Regions from separate parts of the Mus musculus genome. Here region 2 is linked to region 1. The links are chromatin loops, found by intact Hi-C in ENCODE. Cell type or tissue: heart. All regions are shown on one strand. Each heading gives the region's core, and the rest is flanking DNA. Links, peaks and the distances in the headings are about the cores only.

Evidence for each region. Peaks named below come from ENCODE experiments on the same cell type or tissue, not always from the same donor. Only the 100,000 strongest peaks of a DNase experiment are listed, where the experiment ranks them.
Region 2: a loop joins it to region 1, with 4 times the contacts of the local background. A loop is called at or near these places in 3 of 42 quality-filtered maps.

Annotation. Positions count from the first base shown.
Region 1 is chr17:33,893,689-33,901,621 of GRCm38, forward strand. It overlaps a transcript of Smim40 not described here. Among named protein-coding and RNA genes, the nearest start is that of Smim40, 5.4 kb to the right of the region's middle. In heart, for the core only: a CTCF peak has its summit at 3,591 (motif pointing right); a DNase peak (open chromatin) is centred at 4,743.
Region 2 is chr17:33,977,643-33,985,575 of GRCm38, forward strand. AA388235 (expressed sequence AA388235) reads left to right here and starts at 3,850. Exons shown (of 1, transcript NR_033305.1): 1 at 3,850-7,716. It also overlaps the pseudogene H2-K2. In heart, for the core only: CTCF peaks have their summits at 3,655 (motif pointing right) and 4,726 (motif pointing left); DNase peaks (open chromatin) are centred at 3,669 and 4,719; H3K4me3 peaks cover 1,182 bases; H3K27ac peaks cover 569 bases.

The DNA of each region.
Region 1 (7,933 bases), core at 2,370-4,869:
TTAATCCCAGCACTCGGGAGGCAGAGGCAGGCGGATTTCTGAGTTCGAGGCCAGCCTGGTCTACAAAGTGAGCTCCAGGACAGCCAGGGCTATACAGAGAAACCCTGTCTCGAAAAAACAAAAAAAAAAAAAGAGAGAGAGAGAGAGGGAGAGAGAGACTCAACAGGGCAGTGGTGGTGCACGCCTTTAACCCCAGCACTTGGGAGGCAGAGGCAGGCAGATTTCTGAGTACAAGGCCAGCCTGGTCTACAGAGTGAGTTCCAGGACAGCCAGGGCTACATAGAGAAACCCTGTCTCAGAAAAAGAGAGAGAGAGAGAGAGATCAAATTAATTGCATTGACAAGGGAAGTCTCAGAAATGCCCATCACAGACTTTTGTTCTCTGGTTAAGTCTCATGAAGAGCATTTTGAACAAGCACAGCAAGCTGAGAAAGGAAAAATACAAAATATATGGTTTGAGCATTAAATGGACACCAGGAAGTGCAATGGAGCTGAGTCCTGTCCTCACCGATATTACGTTGAATTAACGGAATAATTAAGGTCCGAGCTTGGTAGCACAAGCCTTTAGTCCCAGGAGGCAAAGACAAGCAGATCTCTGAGTTCAAGGCCAATGCAAGTTCTAGGTGAAGAAAAACTTAAATTCTGTCTGGGTGGACCACACTTTCAAATGCCAGTGCTTAGGAGCCAGGCATGCAGATCTCAGAGTTCAAAGTCAGTCTAAGAAGCAAGCTCCAGGGTAGCTAAACCTAGGCAGTGAAGGAGTTGGAAAACTGAAAGCTGGTGATAATGTAATAGAACAAGGGGCCATGTTCCAGCCTGAGCAAGCAGCAGAATTTGGCAGCTTTGGACACATGGCTCTGGCTTTAGAGTCCAGAATAGAAGGAACTACTGGGATAATTGATGCTGGTTGGCTGGAGCTAAGAAATTAGTGATGATTAAGAAGAAACCAGCATCACTGAGGTGAAATCTTCTGGGAAGTGTTTCCTGAGAGCACAAAGAAGCTGTGTTCCAGAGATAGCCAAGTTAAAACTTGTGCTGCAGCTGTGCTTAGTAATGTGCAAGTGTCACCCAGGTGATACCAGTTTTGAAGGTATGGAGAGGTCATGAAGAACAGCTGAGGCTTGGCACTGTGAAAGGCCATGGAAGGACATAGGTGATGGTTCAGCCTCGGTTGTAGTTGACAGCCCAGGACTGAAGGGGTCACAAAAAGGATTTGAGGCTTGGCACCATGAAGAGAGCCAATGAGAGGCTACTAGTGAAGCCTAGGCGCAAAGAAGCCCCCGGTGTGTTGGAGATGTCAGTACCATGGGATGATCACCAAGAACAGCAGCAGCAGTGGAGTGGATCAACCCAAGCTTAGAGTGCTACAGAGGGCAGAGCTGTGAAAGAGCTCCAAGCCCTTTGGAGGAGCCCAAGGTCATGTGTGGATCCCACACTCTGGAACAAGAAGCTATAACATTGAAGTTGCCTTGGAGGCCCCAAGATGTTTGAGATGCCAGAGTCATGGGCTGTCTGCTGAGGAAAGCTGCTAACAGAGTGGAACCAGCCCAGGAGAAAGAAGTTTGTTGCAGTCAACAAAGATGAAAAAGGAGTTGGAGCCAGGCTTGGCTGTGTACACCTTTAATCCCAGCACTTGGGAGGCAGAGGCAGGCGGATTTCTGAGTTCGAGGCCAGCCTGGTCTACAGAGTGAGTTCCAGGACAACCAAGGCTACACAGAGAAACCCTGTCTCAGAAAAAAAAGAAAGAAGGAAGGAAGGAAGGAAAGAAAGAAAGAAAGAGAGAAAGGAAGGAAGGAAGGAAGGAAGGAAGGAAGGAAGGAAGGAAGGAGTTGGAGATCTGAAGCCTGCTTTGACATCAGCCATGGAGATGCAGGATTTGGAGTTTGCCCAGCTGGTTTCCTGTCTTGATTCAGGGATCACGGTTAAGTGATTGGATGAATCTAAGAAGAGACCTTGAACTTTAGACTTTTAATATTGTTGAGACTGCTGTAAACTATGGGGCTTTTGAAGTGGACTAAATGTATGTTTGCATTATGCTCTGTTTAGGTATGACCCCCATAGACTCATATGTTTGAACAAGCCTATGGGGGCCAGGGAGTGGAATGTGGTGGTTTCTATATGCTTGGTCCAGGAAGTAGCACTATTTGGAGGTGTTCCCTTGTTAGAGTAGGCGTGTCACTGTGGGTGTGGGCTTTAAGACCCTACTCCTAGCTGCCTGTCAGTTAGTATGGTGCTAGTAGCCTTCAGATGAAGATGCAGAACTCTCAGCTCACGCCTGCCTTGATGTCGCCATGGTCCTGTTTTGATGATAATGGACTGAACCTCTGACCTGTAAGCCAGCCCCAATTAAATGTTGTCCTTATAAGAAGAATTGCCTTGGTCATGGTGCCTGCTCACAGCAGTAAAACCCTGACACCAGTATATAGAGACAACTAAAGCTTGTGCTACTAAATGAACTGCATTTGTATTTAACATGACAGCACAGAGAGTTCTGAGCTCATTAAAATTCTTTGTTTGTTTGTTTTTGTTGTTGTTTGTCTGTTTGTTTGTTTGAGACACCATTTCTCTGTGTAGCCCTGGCTGTCCTGGAACTCACTCTATAGACCAGGGTGGCCTTGAATTCAGAAATCTGCCTGCCTCTGCCTCCCAAGTGCTGGGATTAAAGGCGTGTGCTACCACTGCCTGGCAAGTTAGTAGCTCTTATTAAATTAGGATTTTTTAAAGTTTAACCCTGTTAAGTCTTTAAATTTTGAATTGAAGACTTCATTGAAGATGCTGTAGCATCGAAATAAAAACCTTAAACTATAAATGCAGAGAAACTGGGAGCCTTATATTCCCCAGCCTTTCATAGGACACCATCACAGACTATCAATTTCTCACTCTCTCTTTTTAATACTTATTTATTTATTTATTTATTTAATGTATGTGAGTACACTGTAGCTGTACAGATGGTTGTGAGCCTTCATGTGGTTTTGGGGAATTGAATTTTAGGACCTCTGCTCGCTCTGGTTGGCCCTGCTTGCTCAGTCCCTGCTCACTCCATTCCAAAGATTTATTTATTATTATAAATAAGTACACTGTAGCTGACTTCAGATGCACCAGAAGAGGGCACCAGATCTCACAACAGGTGATTGTGATCCACCATGTGGTTTCTGGGATTTGAACTCAGGACCTTTGGAAGAGCAGACAGTGCTCTTAACTGCTGAGCCATCTTTCCAGAGGAATATCAGTTTCTGATATGATTCAGTTTATTCCAATAGCAAAAGCTTAACAGAGTTTGCAAAGGCAAACAGACACACAGCTTCAGGTCAGTTCTTGCTGCCCTGTGTCGGCCTTAGGATTCCATAAACTTTATTCATCCAACATGTTCCTTATCTACATTTTTTAGAAGCCTGGTGTTGAGCACACCAGAGACATAAGTGGTTAGATGGACATGAGTGAGTCAGTTTCTGCTAACCTTTATTACTTTGGGAACTTACAAACCTTAACCATTAAACATAGGTTGGTGTTGTTTTACAATTTTGTATGTATGTTTTTTTTTTTTTTTTTTAAAAGTAGGAGTGCTGTCTGTACATACACCTGAAGGCCAGAAGAGGGCGCCAGATTCCTTTATAGATGGTCATGAGCCACCATGTGGTTGCTGGGAATGAACTCTGGGACCTCTGGCAGAGCAGTCAGTGCTCTTAACCGCTGAGCCACCTCTGTCCTATTTTTCATAAGCCTTGTTCATGCATTCGTCCTCATTTTATTACCCTTAGGAAAAAAATCCATACAAAAATCCATCATAATCCAAAATATTTTGAAGACTTGCTGTTGACTATTTGGCTTAGAAAGGAGGACTCGATAGGACTAAAACGTTTGATTGGTTTTCCTTAATTAGTTTACTCTATAGCTGCAACTTGATAGTTGCTATGCAAGCTAAGATAAGCCCTTGAGGCACACACTCTTTCAACCACAAAGACTGTTGGGGGCGATCCTTTTGTGCATTGTGTAAAGGTTGTCTTTGGTATTTTATTCTGTTTGTTTGTTTGTTTGTTTTGTTTTTCAAGACAGGGTTTCTCTGTAGCCCTGGCTGTCCTGGAACTCACTCTGTAGACCAGGCTGGCCTCGAACTCAGAAATCCACCTGCCTCTGCCTCCCGAGTGCTGGGGTTAAAGGCGTGCGCCACCACGCCCGGCTGGTATTTTATTCTTAAAGCTGCATCTTGTACACACTCCCTCCAAACCCTTCTGATCCGTTTCATAAAAAGCTGACTGAGGTAACACAGCCTATGGCAGAATGTAGCCTAATAGAAATAGGTGAGTTTAAGTCATACTAACTAGTGGGGAACAAGCCTAAGCTGGGGCCCAGCTTCATAACTGATGAGACGTCCCAGTGTCATCACTTAGGAAGCTGGCTGGGGACACAGCCGGTGATAAACAACAACAAAATCTATTTTCCTAAACAAGAGTGGAATCCAGGTTGCATACAAGCCTGCTGTTACAAGTCTTAAGCTATTTGTGTGTTGTTCTTGATTTTAGCCACACCCTACGAACTTACCCTGAGAAACAGAAAGTTTATTACACAATGGTCTTACAAATATTGAGATAAAGTTTATACTTTAGCAAAAGTTCTGGAGCTCTAAGAGAACAGAGTGACTCAGAGAGAGAATTCAAGCCAAGGAGTGTGGGCTATGCAGCTGTAGGCTATGGGGAATACTTTACTTTTTAGCTGTTTTCGAGCACACAGCGTCTTTCTTGGCCCTTTCTGTTTTGCTCTCTTTCACCCTGTCTCAGAGTCAGGTGGCCTGCCTCACCCGGGACAGAGATTTTGGAGGAAATTTTGAAACAAGCATGCTTGGTTCTGGAGAAAGCAGGGGCTATGACCTAATTCCAGAGTCAGCCTTTTTATAGAGTAGAACAGCATAAAACAATTTAAAAAAATATTATCCATATGGAAAAGCAGTGTGAATCTTTGTAAGACTGAATTTAGTGATTTGGGGGCAGAACTAGTTGAGCATGGAGCAGGGAAGGCTCCGACAGAAGGATGTAAGGAGTGGTGAGCTTTTAGAGATAAGAGATTCTTGGTGGTAAAAGTTGTCACAATGTAACAGAATTTGGCGACTGAATGTTCTGGAGCCACGCAGTAAAACAGGGAGGCTTTAGCGACATCTCTGAGTCTCAGGGTCTGACGAGGGAAAGAGATTATGAGCCTGCAGAGCTGGGCCTCCAGGAACAAGCTGAGGGACCAGGGAGGAGGGAGCCTGGGGCAGAGAAGGAGGAGATGGGAGTGACTTTAGGAAAGGGGCCAGCAAGGATGGGACAGAGAAGGGTAAGAATCCTGTCAGCAAGAATTTCAATTCAGGGTGTCCCCAAGTGGACTGAGAGACCTGTCAGAGAGAGGAATGTCCCAACCGGCCAAGGTGTCCCTTTCCATGTGACAGGGTCCCAGTAAGGCTAGAGATGGAGCCTGTGAAACAAGCCCCAGGCCTTAGGAGGTCCCCAGACCTTAGCACTACTGGCTCTAGGATACAAGTGCCATTCAGGCTGTAAGGCTCAGCACAAGACAGCATCCCCTGACAGAATGTAAAGAAAGACCTAGTCCATCAAAATCTGTAGTTCTGGAAATCTCTCTACCTGTGCTGACCTGTGGTTTCTGTAGTTCCACTTCTGGCTAACTGTTCTTGTTAACTGAAGTATGGCAACCCAGAACATCAATGTGCATACATACATGCGTGCTTGCTCGTGCACCACCCCCACCTCCCGCCCTTAAAAGCTCACCCTGCAAACAGCTCAATGCTACTGGGATCCCAAGCACACAGTGTAGTCTCTGGCTGGCACATGAAGACTTTCTATTGGCTTAAACCCATATCCAAGCAGATGGAGATCCAGGCTGGAGACCACCATGTATTTTGATATGCCAATAGGTGCCACAGGTAGTCACATGTCCCTTCTGCCATAAGTAAGGGAAATGACTCCTTTCAGAAAATGGGAGCCAGATTCACAAGTTCCCAAGGAATGCTGCCTTCAGGCTTTATCTATGAGAAATCCTCCTATAGGCCAGGTGGAGCTCATTTCTGGATATTCCAACTGCCACCTGGTGACAAGAACTTCAGTTAGCACCAGCCCCAACCAGACTAAGAGGCCTGTTAGAGAGAAATATGCTGAGTCACAGAGGAGAGGCATCCCTTTCGTGTAGTAGGCGCCCGTTAGGGCGAGAGAAACTTCTTGACTCAGTGACATGAATTCTCTTAGGAGAGTCACATTAGCAGCTCTGTTCAGTTAGGAGAGGCCAGGGCCCTGGGAGTTCATTTGTTCTCTCCTGGGTGTTCAGCACCAGATGTTACTTGAGGGGACTCAGTTAAGAAAAGGCTGACATAGCCTGGCAGTGGTGGCGCATGCCTGTAATCCCAGCACTTGGGAGGCAGAGGCAGGTGGATTTCTGAGTTCAAGGCCAGCCTGGTCTACAGAGTGAGTTCCAGGACCGACATAAGGGGCAGGATTGAGAGATGGCTCAGTGGTTAAGAGCACTGACTGAACTTTCCCTTCCAGGAGGGGAGGGGTCTGGTGTAATTTTCCAAAGTTCATGAGCTGACCTCTTCAACATGGCTGTTATCAGGGATGGTTTTTAGTGTAGATATGGGGGAAGGGAGGGGAGCGATGGCAGTCTGAGGTGAGGGAGGGGCCAGGATGCCAGGGCAGGGGCTCTGGATAACAGAACTTGTGTGAATAGGGACAGATGGCGTCTGGAGGCCAGCATGGGCTTTGCTGGGCACCCACAGATACTTGTTTATGGAGAGCCATTTGTCCCTTCTGCCAGAGGGAAGAAAAATGGCTTCTTTTTGCCAGAGGGGAGCAGGTTTCACAAGTTCTCCAGGAATGCTGGTGGTTGCCAGAAACCCTTCTCTAGGCCAGGTTGAGTGTGCCTGCCTTTTCTGGAAGGGCATGTGAGGTAGATCCCACAGGGATGCTATTTCAGGAGGCAGAGGAAGGCAGATCCCTGTCAATTCAAGGCCAGCCTGGACTACATGACGAGTTCCAGGCCAGCCAGGGCTACAGGCTGAGACCCTTTCTGAAAACCTGTACACGAAGCAGCAAGCTGCTTTTTTCTCTAAGACAGGGTTTCTCTGTGTAGCCCTGACTGGCTTGGAACTCAGAGATCTGCCTGCCTTTGCCTCTGCCTCCGGCGTCCTGGAATTAAAGGCATGTGCAACCACGCCAGACTTCTCTTTTTTTTTTTTTTTTTTTTTTGAGACAGGGTTTCTCTGTGTAGTCCTGGCTGTCCTGGAACTCACTGTAGACCAGGCTGGCCTCAAACTCAGAAATCCGCCTGCCTCTGCCTCCCAAGTGCTGGGATTAAAGGCATGCACCACCACTGCCTGGCTATGCCAGACTTCTTTGTTTATTTGAGGCAAGGTCTCCATCCGGTCCCTCAGGCTGCCCTTGAATTTGGCATGGAGTGGAGGATGACCTTGAACTCACAACTCCCCTGCCTCCCAATCCCCAGTGTTGGACAGAAGGCCGACGCCACAGGTGGCTTTTGAAATGTGAAAGATTAAATCCAGGGCTTCCTGGAAGACAACCACAGAATTCATGGCATGTCTAAGGGATGAAGTAATAGACTGCTTCTTCTCAGAAATATTTGTTTCTAAATACTGTTTTAGAGATCTTCGTAGATCTTGTGCCTAGAATCAAAGCTCAGGACACACATTAGTATAACCCTAAATCTGGTGCTCGGGAGACAGAGGCAGACTGCTTTGAATTAAAGGCAAGCCTAGGGGCTGGAGAGATGGCTCAGTGGTTAAGAGCACTCACTGCTCTTCCCAAAGGTTCTGAGTTCAAATACCAGCACCCACATGGCAACCCACACTTATCTGATGTCCTCTGCTGTGCAGATAGACATTCATACAAAGTGCCCAGATACATAAGTAAATTAACCTAAAAAAAAAAAAAAAA
Region 2 (7,933 bases), core at 3,452-5,951, 85 kb after region 1:
GATCAGGAGACCCAGGGTCACTCTCTCCCCTCTGAGACAGGGGCATCACCCCAGCTGAGGGTTTCTTCTTCCCCAGGACTGAGCCCCAGCCCCAGGGCAGAGGGAGGAGCTGCCCGCGGCCCCTGCACCTGTGCGCAGCAGCGTCGCGTTCCCGAGCTCCAGGTATCTGCGGAGCGACTCCATGCACGCGCCCTCCAGGTAGGCCCTCTCTCTTTCTGCAACACCAACCTGTTCCAGTTTTTGTCCAGTAATCTGAGCTGCTATGTCTGCTGTCGTCCACGTTTTCAGGTCTTCGTTCAGGGCGATGTAATCCTGGCCATCGTAGGCATACTGCCAGTACCCACGGAGGAGGCGCCCGTCGGACCCCACCTCACAGCCAGACATCCGCTGGTAAGTGTGAGAGCCTGCGGGACCCCGCGGTCAGCACCCCCTGACCCCCCTCCCGTGTTCTGCCGGACCCGACCACTAGCGGACACCTACAAACTGAAAGGGACCAGTGCTGGGTTGTGGTTCTGCTCCCGAACCTCGGACTTGGGGCCCGGGAACTTTCCATCTCAGGTCTCCTTGTCCGGACATGGAGGGGTTGTGACATCCGACCCTGGGTCACCCACCGCCCTCGCTCTGGTTGTAATAGCCGCGCAGGGTCCTCAGGTTCACTCGAGAAATCTGCTCCGTGTTCTTGGCGACCTGTGTCTCCCGCTCCCAATACTCCGGCCCCTCCTGCTCCATCCATGGCGCGCGCGGTTCCATCCTCGGATTCTCCGCGTCGCTGTCGAAGCGCACGAACTGCGTGTCGTCCACGTAGCCGACAGCGATGAACCGGGGCTCCCCGAGGCCGGGCCGGGACATGGCGGTGTGGAAATACCGCAGCGAGTGTGAGCCTGGGGGCGGAAAGCGGTGAGACCCCGACTTCCTCCCAGGACCACGGGCGGGTGCGCGGGCTGGGAGGGGAGCAGGACGCGGGGCTGGAGACGCTGGTGGAGATCGGGTGAAAGATCAGATAAGCCACACAGGGACGAGGCTACCCCGGTGTTGGCCCCGCCCCTCCCCGCAGAGGCTGTTTCCCTCCCGACCCCGCACTCACCCGCACAGGTCTGAGTCGGGGCCAGGGCGGCCTCCAGCAGCAGGAGCACTGTGCGCCAAGCCATCCAATCCTATCTGGGATCCGGGGCATCTGAGTTCTGCTAGCTGTGTGGACTTTGCCTCCGCGAAGCTGGTTGGTTCCCCAGGAACGCGCCACCCATTGGGTGTGAGACCTGTAGGCGTGTCATCAGTGTCCTGACAGAAGCGCCTGACCCAGGTTAGGAGCAGAAGTGAAACTGACCAGATGGGGAATCCCCAGCCCTGGGCTTCCCCAGCCCTGACCTCATACACTGGAGACTAGGACTTTGCCTGAACCCTGTGCTGTGGAGTCTCTAAGTCCTGATCCAGAAGCTGTCAGGACACCAGGAGAGACTCTCAGGCCAGACTCTCTATGTCCTCTCCTCCACCCTTCCTCTTCCTTCTTCTCTTCAGAAGTCACACCCTAGTGTCTTCTAGAAGAAAAGCCACTTCCGGGAATACAATGGGGACACAAGCGCTTGGGGACGCAGTGGAGAGAGGTTTCTCCTTAAAGCAGAGGCGCTGGCCTGCAAGCCCACACGGACCCCACAGAGACCAGGCTCTGTTCACCTGCAAGGGGTGGTTCACACTGCCAAGCCTGAGTGCAGGACTCTCATCTGTTAAGTGTAGACTTTGCTCTCCCCTTAGGATTTGTCTTCTCAGCCTCAGGGTTAGAGGCTTCTGAGATTGTCCAAGTGGATTGTCGTTGTCTCAGCACAGGAGACCCCCTTGTCCACTGAAGAGAGACCCCTGTGCAGACCACAGACAGCAGGGCACTGATCGCTGTCTCCACTGCACTTCTCTGTGTCTGCACGTCCAAGGTACATTTGTTTTAGTGACTTAATCACAGTAGGAGAGGAGCTGTCACCGACTATACCACAGAAAAAGGATGATAGTGTGGTAGAAGTTATGTAATTTCTGACCCTCTCCCTCCCTCCCTGACCTTCACTCACACTTAAGAGCTGATGAGGTGAGAGACATGAATGTCACAGCTGTGTGGGACACTGGATCTGATAACTGAGTTGGCCCCAGAGTTCCTCACGCCTGTGCAGTGTGGACACTGGAAGAAAGATGATCCTCATGCCAGAGAGCACACACTGGTGTTTCGAGGTTTCACCCCTGATCAGTGATATTGGGAAAGATTAAGTTTACACAGGTTTTGGTTGTGTGGAGTTTGACCTGACCTCTCCCCCGTTTCCCTGAGAACTTGATGCTCTTAGGTTTCATCCTGACTAGGGAAGCAACTGGCCTTAAGCAGCTCCACAGAAGGATCTGTCTCTGTTACTTTTCTTCTGTTTTATCCTGTTTTTATAAGGCAAGGTGGGTCTCCACAGATGACCATGTTCATCAGGCTGGCCTTGAACTCACAGAGTTCGCCTGTCTGCTGGGATTAATGGCCTGTGTCATCACACTTGGCTTTCGTTACTTTTCTACGACTATAAGACGTTGGGACCCCATCAAGTTGTGAATGTTTTTAATCTGTTCTCTACTTTCAGAGAATGTGAATCCATGACGGCAGAGGAAAGACATGGTACAAGAACAGTGTAAGCTCACACATCTATCTGCATACCAAAGGAGAGACACTGGGAACAGTGGGAGTCGCTCCTCCCCACCCTCCCATCAGTGCTTCATTGGCTTGCTCTCTCATGAGGTCACAGCTCAGTGGGTCAGCCATGTCCCTGCACTCACACTGGTCCTTGCTGTCTTCTGAGAGCACTGTCAGAAAGCACAGGTGTCGATCACACGTTGGCTTGTTCCAGTGGCAGTCGAGAGTTGTAGGCGTAGGACACAGTGTTCAAGGCGTCCTTGTAACGGTCCATGCATATGGTGATGCATTCCTGCTCAGAGTTGTCCAAGGAGCCCCAGGCTTCCTGATGCACTTCCTGAAACGCCTGTCAGTCATCTTGAGCAGCTCCTGCTCATGCGCAATGGCGGTCTGCACGTTCACCTGCTCTATAATGGTCCCTGGTCCAGCTTTCCGCAACCTACGCCATTAAAGTCCAGCCAGACCACAGGCACAGCCAAACGCAGGTGCCTGGAGCCTGGAAATGTTTAAAACCTCAATGCCCAGCCCAGTGACACTTCTCCAACCAAGCCACACCTCCAATCTTTCTCAAGAGTTCCATCTGCTGGATATGAAGGATTCATTCCTATGAGCCCGTGTGGCTGTTCTCATTCAAACCAGCATAGCGTTCACTATGAAATGGAAGAGACCAGCAGGGTTCTGCAGATGTGTCCAGTGCAATCTGACAGAGATACCCTCCAACAGGGGACTCTGCGGAGTTAGGTCTCCCCCTTTGCCTCTGTCCCCTCCTGCTCAGCCCCTCTCTGTCTCTGTCCTCAGGCCTCTCCCCATCAGTGCCCAGCTCCCCTCCCTCCTGAGCTATGCACTGACACTGTCTCTTCCTGGGCCTCTAGTTTCTCTCATGTGCTCAGCAGCAGGCTGTGGATCAGCTGTGTGGTTTTGATGTGAACATTCCAGTGGTGGCTGGAGAGATGGCTCAGAGCTGAGAGCACGTGTTCCTTGTTGGGAGCCGCCCCACATTCGCTGTCACAAGGTGGCGCTGACATCCTGTGTTCTAAGTGGTAAACAAATAATCTGCGCATGTGCCAGGGTACTCCTCCCCCCATGTACTCTGCCTTCCCCGTGACTACAACTCGGCCATGGGCTGCAGCCAATCAGGGAGTGATGCATCCTAGCAAAAATATAGTTCTCCTTAAAGAGGGAGGGGGTTTCCGCCATCTCTCTCTCGCTGGCATCTCTCTGGCTCTGCGCGCCTTGCGCTCTCTCGCTGCCTAAAGATGTAACAATAGGACTCGGCGCTCTGGCGCGCCCTCGCTCTCCCGCGCGCTCTGGCGCTCTGGCCCCATAAAGATGTAAGCAATAAAGCTTTGCCGCAGAAGATTCTGGTTGTTGTGTTCTTCCTGGCCGGGTGTGAGAGAACGCGTTTGTAACAGTTCCTGTTGCAGAGGATCCAGGGTGAGTTCCATCAGCACATGGTGGCTGTCAACCATCTGCAACTTCAGTTCCCAGGGATCGAATGCTAGTGCTAGTGCACATACATATTCACATACAAAAATGATTACATCTCATGACAATAAAATTTTAAAAATATGATTTGAAAAATACTCCTTCTCTTTCTCCTACACATCCAGAGTGTGAGGACAGGAGTGGAGGGCACAGGAATGTTTGGACATCACTGTCCCACCAGCCAATGAAGAGCGCTCTGTAACAGGACAGGAAAAGATGGTTGAAATAGAGTGTATTGAAATGACAATTTGTCAAAAAGCATAAAATTAAAAATACAGATGATATTTCATTTTATGAACCTACCATGCCCAGTGGGTCACAGCCTCATCCCAGGAAGAAGACACAGTGTGTGCTCATCTTTGCACTTGAGCTGATGTGAGTTTTTGATTCCCTATGAACAAGATAAATTCGACTCAGACGTTTGAATGCTAATTTGTAACAGCCCATGACATCCCAACATCCAGAGCATTCCTGCAGAGAAAGGTGTCCCCTTTCCCATCTTCCCTCCCACTGCAGACCCTCCAGAGTCTCACCTGTTGAAGATGAAAGAGAAGCATCGCATTCTTGGGCAACAGCGCCGCCTGGTGGAAGAAACAAAGAGGACAGCGTCTGAACCCACAGAGCTGAGGGTAAAGGGGATCCAGGCTGCTGAGCTGCCCCAGGGCCTCCTTCCTATCTGCACTTCTCCAGGGCTCTCAGGTCTCAGGCCGCCCTGCTCTCATCAAACTACATCCAGAAGAACTTTACGTGCTTTTCCAGCCGTGGGAAGAAAACTCCCTGTAAGAGGGGAGGCAGGAGGCAGAGCCATGGGTGCTAAAAGGAGCTGCAAAGCCCCAGAGAGCAGTTCCAGAACTCGGACAGGGACCATGGTGATGATTCTTTGATGTCAGCTACATGTGGGGTTAACTAAAACCTCAAAATGGAGGGCAGCATCTGTGAGGTGTTTTTGCTTAATTTGAAGTGTGAAAATCAATTTCTGATCCTTTTCTTTGAGGTAGGAAGACACAGGTGTAAACCAGAATATTTGAGCAGGAGCCCCTCCCACTTTTTGCTCTGGGCCATGACTTCTGCTGGAAGCCTACATGAAGACCTGGAAGAAGGAAAGGCTTGCTCTGTGTCTGCTTGCTCTTCTGGTTTCTACAGTTGCTGATTCAGGCATGGTGTTTCCCTACTGAGAGGACTGGACTGTACCTGCTGGTTCCTGTATGGGGTCTGCTGGCCAAGAAGTCTGGACTGAAGCTGTTGATTCGTATTTGGTGTTTGCCATGGGACTGAACTGCTGACAAAGAAAATTGAGCTTGCCCCCCAAAAGCTATTGTTAAACAGGTCCACTTCCCCCATATCTAAATAACTTTTCTCTTCCACTACCTCTTCTGGATTGTGAGCAAAAGGAGAGGCTAAACATTTTGTTATTATTATTTATTATTATTACCATTATTATTATTATTAAAACTATCTTTCTTTCTCCCCCTCTTTCTTTCTTTCTTTCTTTCTTTCTTTCTTTCTTTCTTTCTTTCTCTCTCTCTCTCTTTCTTTCTTTTTTCGAGACAGGGTTCTCTGTATAGCCCTGACTGTCCTGGAACTCACTTTGTAGACCAGCTGGCCTCAAACTCAGACGTCTGCCTGCCTCTGCCTCCCAAGGGCTTGGATTAAAGGCGTGTGCCACCAATGCCTGGCCAGATAGTAGAGAAAGAACGACTGAGAGAAAAAGAGAGAGAGAAACCCCAGAATCTAATCTCCTTCCCTTTGTTTGCTCCATGACCAGAACCTTTAAGATCTTGTGACCACTGCTACTTATTCTACACCCACTCAACAACCACATACCTACCACCCCACTCTTGGGAATGAGGGCTTAGTGTGTATAAAATTGTTTCCCGCTTTCTGGGAATGATGATATCTCTCAGGGGCACCAAGGCAATGAGGATAATGGTCAAGTCCTAAGAAAGCAAGCTGTAACATTTGCTGTGCATTCGCTGTGTGCTAGGAAGGTGCAGGGCTTAGCTGAATCCTTGGGTGGGGCAGTCTTTGAGGCTGCAAGATTAGCTATTTTGAAGTTGTTCTGGATGCATAATTTTGAGGGGCCAGCCATTAAGGCAGTTTGAGGTTGGATCATTTAGGCTATTTGTCTTGTCTTCTTTGGTGTCTGGTCCTTTCTCTGTAAACACACAAACTTTTATAGGTGATATGCATTTCTACATTAACACATGTATGGAATGTACAGTGTGCACAGAGCTTTATAACTCTGTTTGCGCTATATACTCAAGCTGCAATATAAATATCCACTTGTGCCACATGAAAGGATAACCTCATAAGTCATGTGGACTTTGTAGCCAACAAGATTTATTGGACATGAATAGCTGACATCCTGGCTGGAGACATTCCATTCTTGGCCTTCTTCATAGCTGTTTCCACATAGAGGGATGAGAATTCATGTTTTGTTTAGTTTTGTTGATCTGCTTGTTGTCTTCATTTTTGCAGCCAAGATTTTCAGGATGTCTCCTCTGGTCAAATCTCATCTTTATGAATTTTGAAGGAAGTTATAGCTTTACTTTTCATGTTGAAACAAAGGCAAACCATTTCCCTGAACTCAACACATTTCCTTCCTTCCATTCTGAGGTTCTCACATATGTGCGCCAATCGAATCCAACAGTCCTTTCTCAACTCCAGGGTTGTTCAGCAGCTGTGTTACCTGTCTCTAGACCTATAACCAGACTTCAGACAAAGTAGATTCCAGGAGGGAAGGTGGAGTGTGTAGTCCATGAGGAGTAACCCTGCACTTCTGTGCACTCATGTAAGGAGCTTGACGAGTTTGCTAATTCATTAAGTAGCATGTGGGGAACATGTGTGGGAATGGATTCTGAGGGTGTGGGATAATAGTGGAAGGAACATAAAACTGGGTCAGGCTGAGTTTTTTGACATGGGTCCACTGTGTAAAGATTGTAGCTTTAGTATGGAAGATTTCACATTTTAAAAAGTTGTCAAGACTGTGTTTGAATCTTTAGCTGAAGTGGTTATGGAAAGATGGTCTACTGAAAAGGAGTTGAAGATGTCTAATATGTCTTGGCTTAGTGTTGATGGAGGGATTTACAGCTGAGGGAATATGCAATGGTGGAGTGGTCATGCTGTGTGAAACCTAATTCTTTAGCCATGGGACAGCCCAGAAGACACGCCCTTCACTGATCATATAAGGCACAAAATGTTGAGAGGGCACCAGCACATTTGAAGAGCTTTGTCGTCGTCCTTTTCCTTGTGCAGACCTTAGGGTTGGAGATCCTGCTGCTGCTGAATTGAATGAATTAAATGCAGTGGGTTTAATTCTCAACAGCGCCCAATTGCCAAAGGCAGGGTGATTGTAATTACCACAATGGGAAGCAGAGACAACATAATGTCCACAGTGGACTGCCCTACCCAGAATGGTCATCTCTGGCAGCATGAATTTTATAGTGTCTTGACTCCCAAGGAACTTTGGTCGTAGCTAATTAACTATGGTGTTTCTATGCATGAAATACATAAGAAAATGTCTTAGTCATTGTTGTATTGCTGTGAGGAGACATCATAAACAAATAAAAACACATTTAAAAATCATTTAATTGGAGCTTGTTTACATTTCAGAGGTCAGTCCATTCTCATCATGAAGAGATGCACACAGGCAGCCATGGGGCTGGGGAAAGGGCTGAGAGTTCTACATAGGGATCCATAGGCAGCAGGAGAGAGACAGAGACAGCGACAGAGACAGATAGAGACAGAGAGACAGAGACAGAGAGAGACAGAAAGAGACTAGGCCTGGCTTTTGAAAACCAA